2 separate regions of the Homo sapiens genome follow, and region 2 is linked to region 1. Evidence: chromatin contacts called from ENCODE Hi-C or POLR2A ChIA-PET data. All regions are on one chromosome and are shown on one strand. The core of a region is the stretch at or near the end of the contact, and the rest is flanking DNA. Distances in the headings are between cores, read along the strand shown.

Region 1 (3,225 bases), core at 207-2,706:
CTTAGCTTCAAGATGAGACTAGAAAATGAAGTATTTTAGCTGGGCCAATTGCCAACCCTAACGAGTTGAGATTCTATATAGCAGAGGAGAGTTGAGAGTTGGTCAGGAATTGGCAGCCCTGTCACATATGCCTAATTCCAGTGCTGTTATTGGAAGTACCAAGGCTGGCAGCTTCCACACTGGGTCTTCAGTCGCTCATGTCTTCTGTGTCTGCCTTCATTCCTCTACTCAGATGGCAAACCTCTTTGTAAACAGAGAAAACATGTTCATCATTTTCATTACTCCCTCTTCCCAACCCCAACCTTCCAATCCTACTGTACCAGCTCAATAAATGCTTACTTTAGAAAGAAAAAGCAGTAACACTCACTATTAACCATATATGCCTTGGGACAAACTTTCCATTTCTTATTTGAATCACTGTTTTTATCGTGTATTGCATTGTCATTTTCCATTTCGTGAGCTTAAGTAGCAACTCCTCAAGTCAGCTATAAATTCCTAACAGTCTAGAAGTGCCCAATCCAGTGACTTTCACACGGTGAATGCTTTCATGACTTGTAGAGTTTATTTGGCCTGAGTTCTAGTCATTATCAGTAACCACAACAATAGTAATTTCATACCTTTATGATGCTTCGAAGTTTACACAACTTCCTTTATACACATTCTCTCACTTGGTCTTTTAAGTAACTCTTTTAAGTAAGGCTGCTGTAATTATCCCTTTTTCACAGACAATGAAATGGAGGCTAAGAGAAGGTATATTGCTTGCCCAGAGGCATGAAGTCAGTGTTTGAACTGGAACTTAAATACAGGTCTTTGACTTCAAATCCAGCAGTTTTCCATCAAACTTGAGGCCTCGATTCTCTCACTTTCAAAAATGAAGAAATTAATTTAGATTATTTCAATGCAGCACTGTCCATTAGAAATAGAATATGAGACACATATAATTTAAACTTTTCTAGTAGTCACATTTAAAAAGGAAAAAGAGACAGGCGAAATGAATTTTAATAAACTTTTATTTAACTCAACTCAAAATATTTCAACATGCAATCTTCATATTAATAAGACTTTTTTTGCTTTTGAAAGCTAATTTTTTTATTTATGTCTTTAAGTCATAGGAACTTCTAAAGAATGAAAGCCAATGTGTTTATGACACTTTCAGCACATCACAATTTAACCACTTTTCAGGTGCTCAAAAGCCACACATGGCTAGTGGTCACCATATTGGAAAGCTCAGCTGTAATGTTTGAAGGGTAAATTTAACTTTAAAACAAGCTCCTATATCTAAGATTTCGTGATCAAATTATTTTAGAAATTATCTAAAAGAGTTATTTTCTGTACATTCTTGCAATAAAGGAGAACTGCCTGTTCAACAACTATCCCCCTGTAGAAAACTGGCTTTGCCTAGATCCATCACAAAGCACCACTGCCATCTGGTGGTAGACTCTTGAATTGCCAGCAAATTCCCCAAGAGGAAATAATCAGGCTCTCGGAATGAGTTTATCAAAGCAGTAGAAACTGACTCCACATAATCCAGGAGAATTTGTTGAAGAATGCACAATGCTGGGCCCTGCTGAATCAAAATCTCCAGGACAAATCCCAAACACCCAGATTTTCAGTAAATGTCCCCAGTGGTCATTCACACTGAAACTTGAGAATGGTTGATCTAAAGGACATGCCTATATAATACAACCATAGAAAATTCAGTGACAGTAAATGTCAGAAGAGGACTCATTCTTTCCTGATACTGTTCTGATATTTGTCAGACTGCTAATTTCTTAGTTTCTACATAGAAAAAAAAACCCCACCCCCAATATATACACACACACACACACAGTTGGAAAGAATCCATAATCCCATCACTTTTTTCAAAACTTAAAGGAAGAAAGAAGTCTATGTGGCCACTCCATCTCCGACCCCCCCACCCCCAACACACACACACACCCCTAAGACACAACTCTGTAACAGTTACATATAGCTCAGGCCCTCACAGCCGTGTCCCCACTCCCAGCCTCTGCTCTCACCCTGCTCCCTCCACACCCAAGTTCCAGCCAGGCCAGTGCCTTCACAGCTCTCCCCCTTCACCTCACTCCCCTTCTGAGACTTTGCAGAGCTGTCCCCTCCATCTGGAACAGCAGTCACCATCCTACCCTCCAGCCCCCATGACTTGTCCCTCATAATGCAGCTCAGGCATCAGCTACTCAGGAAGCCCCTTGGGGAGCCCTCTAGACTGTGCTGGGTCCCCCTCCTTCCCCCCGAAGTGCCCCATATGGTAGCTGTATTGTCTGACTTCTCCACACAACTGTAAGCTCCTTATGGGGCAGGGCTGCGTCTCTTGTCTCTGTATCTCTGCCACCTAGAAAAAACTCTGCCACAAAGCAGGCATTGTTAAGAATTTGCTGAGTGAATAAATGTTTTCTTTTCCTTTCTTTTCTTTTCTTCTTTTTTGAGACAGGGTCTTGCTCGGTCTCTCAGGCTGGAGTGCAGTGGCACGATCATGGCTCACTGCAGCCCTGAACTCCTGGGCTCAAGCGATCCTCCCACCTCAGCCTCCTGATTAGCTGGGATTAGCATGCATCACCACACTCGGCTATTTCTTTTTTATTTTTCTTTATTACTTTTGTTTTATTTTATAGAGATGGGGCTCTCTGTGTTGTCCAGGCTGGTCTCGAACGTGTGGGCTCAAGCCATCTTCCTGCCTCCGCCTCCCAAACTGCTGGGATTGCAGGTGTGAGCCACCACGCCCAGCCATAAATAAATGTTTTCAAAAGCATCAAGTAGTCCCTCTGATTTTTAAATGATAATGCTAGTTCTGATGAGTTGACGACACTAAGCAGTGTGGACCTTTACTGGAGTCTCAGTAATGTCAGCTTCCAGCTCTGAGGACGGAGCTGCAGACGTTATGACGGCTGACCAGAAGCGTTTGTGTCGGGGACTAGGGAGGGCAGTGATTTGGGCACCATGAACACAGTGAGACACGGACGGGTGCAGGAAGAGGGCAGTAACAGAGTAACCCGGGAATGCCGTCCCCACCTCCCAGGAAGGGATCCATTTCCCCAGAGGACAGAGGCCTGCTGCATCTCGCCCAGCTAATCTGACAGAAGCCAGCTGCAGCACTAGGCCTGCCCCCGGGAAGGCATGCTGAGGCCGGGAACCACATGCCACTGTTTGCCCCTGGGGGACAGGGGCACAGGGAGAGGGTAATTGACTTGTCTCCCAAGTTTATTTATT
Region 2 (3,225 bases), core at 478-2,977, 430 kb before region 1:
TACCTGAATGTTTTACATATGCATTATGTTTATGTTAGTTTTCTAGAAGTCAGCAGAGTTCTCTGAGTTATAATGAGATGATAAATATAAACGGTGTTTTATTAGCTATAAATGCGTATCACTTAAATGCTGTCTGGTAAGCCAATCCAGGATAAACTTGTTAACATCTTGGGTACAGTTGTCAGGATTTATCAGAGAATGCTATGAATATAATATCTAAATTTTGGCAAGGCATTTGGTGAAGTCTGTCATAAGTTCTTGTAGATAAAACTTCATGGACAGAATGATACAATTAAGAGGATTCATAAGTGGGGGATGACTCAAACCGAAGAGGGCTAGTTAATGAATTAGTGAGAGCCTGGAAGAGCGTTTGAGGCAAGGGCCAGCAGGGAGCCTGCTCACCAAAGGCCTCCACCCTCCAGCTTGCCCACATTTTTAGTAATTATTTGATTTTGGGCATTTAGGCATTCCTGTGAAATTGAAGTTTGCCAACTACTTTGTATGCGTTTTTGAGATAGGGTCTCACTTTGTCGCCCAGGCTGGAATGCAGTGTCAGCATCCTGGCTCACTGCATCCTCAACCTCCTGGGCTCAAGTGATCCCCCACCCAGCTGACTTTTTATTTTTTGTAGAAATAGATTTTCACAGTGTTGTCCAGGCTGGTCTCAAACTCCTGGGCTCAAGCAGTCCTCCCACCTTGGGCTCCCAAAATGTTGGGATTACAGGCATGAGCCACCACGCCCAGCTGGTTTACCCAATTTCTATTAGATGATGAACATGTGTGAAGAACTGGGTGCTGGGAGGTACCCGAGACTCCTACCCTAGTCCGCACCCTCATTCCCTAGTCCTGCCAGTTTTATCCCTTCAGTGTTTTTTTTTCTTTCTTTTTTGCCTTTTTAAATGATCACCTTGGCTTCAGACCTTCAGCGTTTCTTAAACCCACCTTCTCCTGATTCCTTCTGAACTTAAGGCCCTCGTCATTTATTTCTCTCCTGGACTACGGTGCAGTAGTGTTGTAACTGGTCTCCCTGCCTCTAATATTGCCTCCTCAACGATAAGAGCACTTCAGTGAAAATGGGCCCCTGACCTTACTGCTTAAAATAACCCCCCAGTGGCATTCCGTTGCATACAGAACTAGCTGCTTCACATTGTCTAGGAGGCTTTCTGTACTCTAGCCACATTTCTTCCCTAGCCTCATCTCCTGCCCTTTCCCACCTCAAATTTTATGCTCCAGTGTTATGGGATGGCCTGTAGTTCCCCACATGGTCCGTTCTGTTTCATGCCTTTGTTGAGCCTTTGCTCAGCTGGTTCCCCTGCCTTTGGTGGTGCTAACACATTGTCACCTGTCTTCCTCTTTGAGGCCTAGGTTATCATTTGTACCACTATATTGGAATTATGTGTTCATGCATTTCTCTTTCTCAAACTAGACTGACTATAAACTCCTTAAGGGCAGTGATCTTATTTAGCTCCTAGCACATAGTAAGCAGGCAATAAGTTTTTGGTTTTTTTATTTTTTTAATCAGAACTGAGAATATGAAAAGATCTCGGCAAATGAAAGGTAGACCATAAAACTTAACAGGAGGATAAAATTTAACAGGGATATACTTGGGCTTAAAATAAACAAAGAAAACACATCTTGGCTTAAGTACTGAGTACAAAGTGGGAGAAAGATGACTCACCACCATCAGTAGACCACGTCAAAAAAGAAGGGCTGTGGTTTCAGTTGACTTTGTGCTCCATATGAGTCAACAGTGTGATGCAACTCCAGTTCAGAACAGAGAAAGTAATAGTCCTGCGGGTCAAACCATGCAGGAGATTTGTGATCCAGCCTATTGGCCATCCTTTAAGAGAGGGTGAGGCATGTCCACAGGAAAGCAGCTAGAATAATGAGAGACAGTGACCCCATCATTTGAGGAAGGAAGTAGGAATGTTTCATCTGGAGAAGACAGAGGGGACACAAGAATTGTAATCAAATGTCTAAAGAGCTGTCATTGGGAGCCTCAAAATGTAGCATTAGGCCAGTGAGTAGAAACACAAAAAGAACTTTTTGACAATTAGATCTACTAACAATGGAATAAGCTGTCTCATGAGCTCCAGGGTACTGTAGGGTTCAACCAAGAGCTTCTGGGAAAGGGTGTTACAGAGGGGAGCTTCACCCCTGAAGGAAGTTTATACTAGATGTCCTCTTCTCATGGTCAGCTTTGAGGCTCGGTGATAAGAGGTCACTGAGTTCGTATTTATTGAATGTTGAGGAGGGGTGCCAGGAACGCATTTTCTAATAGTAATGCCTTTGTGCCCCTGTTGGAAAAATTATACATTACCTAAATGGAAATTGTTGTGGACTAGAAGTCTGAACCTTAGAGGGCCACTCACTTATGACAGTGTTTGAAATCTGCTTATGGGAGACATCTGATGGCCTCACGCAGTGGATTCAGTCTTCATTCTTTCATGTCCTTTTGTGGAAATTTAAAGTGATTATCTCTTTCCCTTTTGCTTTTTTTGCTTCTTAGTTCTGGAGAGTCTTGGCTTCTGGGAGGAAGTCAGAGGGATTATCTCAGGATCAGAGCTGATAACGGGATTCCCTTGGGCCTTCAAGGTGCCAGGCCTGCCCCAGTACCTCCAGAGCCTCACCAGACTAGCCATTGCTGCAGTGTGGGCCGCGGCAGCCAAGAGTGGAGAGCGGGAGACGAATGTCCCCATCTCTTTCTCTCAGCTGTTAGAATCTGCCTTCCCTGAAGTGCGCTCACTAACACTGGAAGCCCTCTTGGAAAAGTTCTTAGCAGCAGCCTCTGGACTTGGAGAGAAGGGCGTGCCACCCTTGCTGTGCAACATGGGAGAGAAGTTCTTATTGTTGGCCATGAAGGAAAATCACCCAGAATGCTTCTGCAAGGTAAAGTCTCCAACGTACTGACTGGCCCTTTACACTCCCCACATTCTTTTGTGAGCCACTGGAATGGTAGGATCATGAAGGCAAGATTGGGTTTAGGCTCTCCAGGGGCAATAGGAAGTAGATTCGGCAGCCAGTGGATAAGGACTCTCTTTTTATGGTGGTTGGCATGGCGTCATACCTGGTAGGGCACCAAGAAAAGCTTTTGATGATAGGAGTATTGATGGCAGAGATTAACCAAAGACAGAGCAAACCACTTTGGGATGTTTAGGAAACAGATCATTAAAAATTCACTGTAGAGTGTGTCAGAGGTAGTCTTTGCTGACATGGCTATTTCAG

Evidence for each region. Hi-C counts contacts between places; a loop is a spot of excess contacts on that map. ChIA-PET counts read pairs that join two places held with the same protein, here RNA polymerase II (POLR2A). Pooled maps may share reads with other maps.
Region 2: a loop to region 1 is called in a pooled map, with 2.6 times the contacts of the local background. The contact joins two enhancer-like sites. A Hi-C loop is called at or near these places in 2 of 50 pooled maps. POLR2A ChIA-PET finds 5 or more read pairs at or near these places in 2 of 52 experiments (H1 and activated CD4-positive, alpha-beta memory T cell).

The regions. Positions count from the first base shown.
Region 1 is chr2:42,857,347-42,860,571 of GRCh38, reverse strand. No RefSeq gene overlaps it. Among named protein-coding and RNA genes, the nearest start is that of TRI-TAT2-1, 48 kb to the right of the region's middle. RefSeq lists an enhancer at 2,750-3,225. Within about 2 kb of position 1,456, at least 3 of the 41 ENCODE cell types and tissues checked have a DNase peak (open chromatin) inside an H3K27ac peak, as active enhancers do.
Region 2 is chr2:43,292,498-43,295,722 of GRCh38, reverse strand. It overlaps THADA (THADA armadillo repeat containing), which reads left to right. Exons shown (of 38, transcript NM_022065.5): 32 at 2,510-2,889. Among named protein-coding and RNA genes, the nearest start is that of LINC01126, 67 kb to the right of the region's middle. RefSeq lists a silencer at 2,119-2,413 and an enhancer at 1,690-2,889. Within about 2 kb of position 1,727, at least 14 of the 41 ENCODE cell types and tissues checked have a DNase peak (open chromatin) inside an H3K27ac peak, as active enhancers do.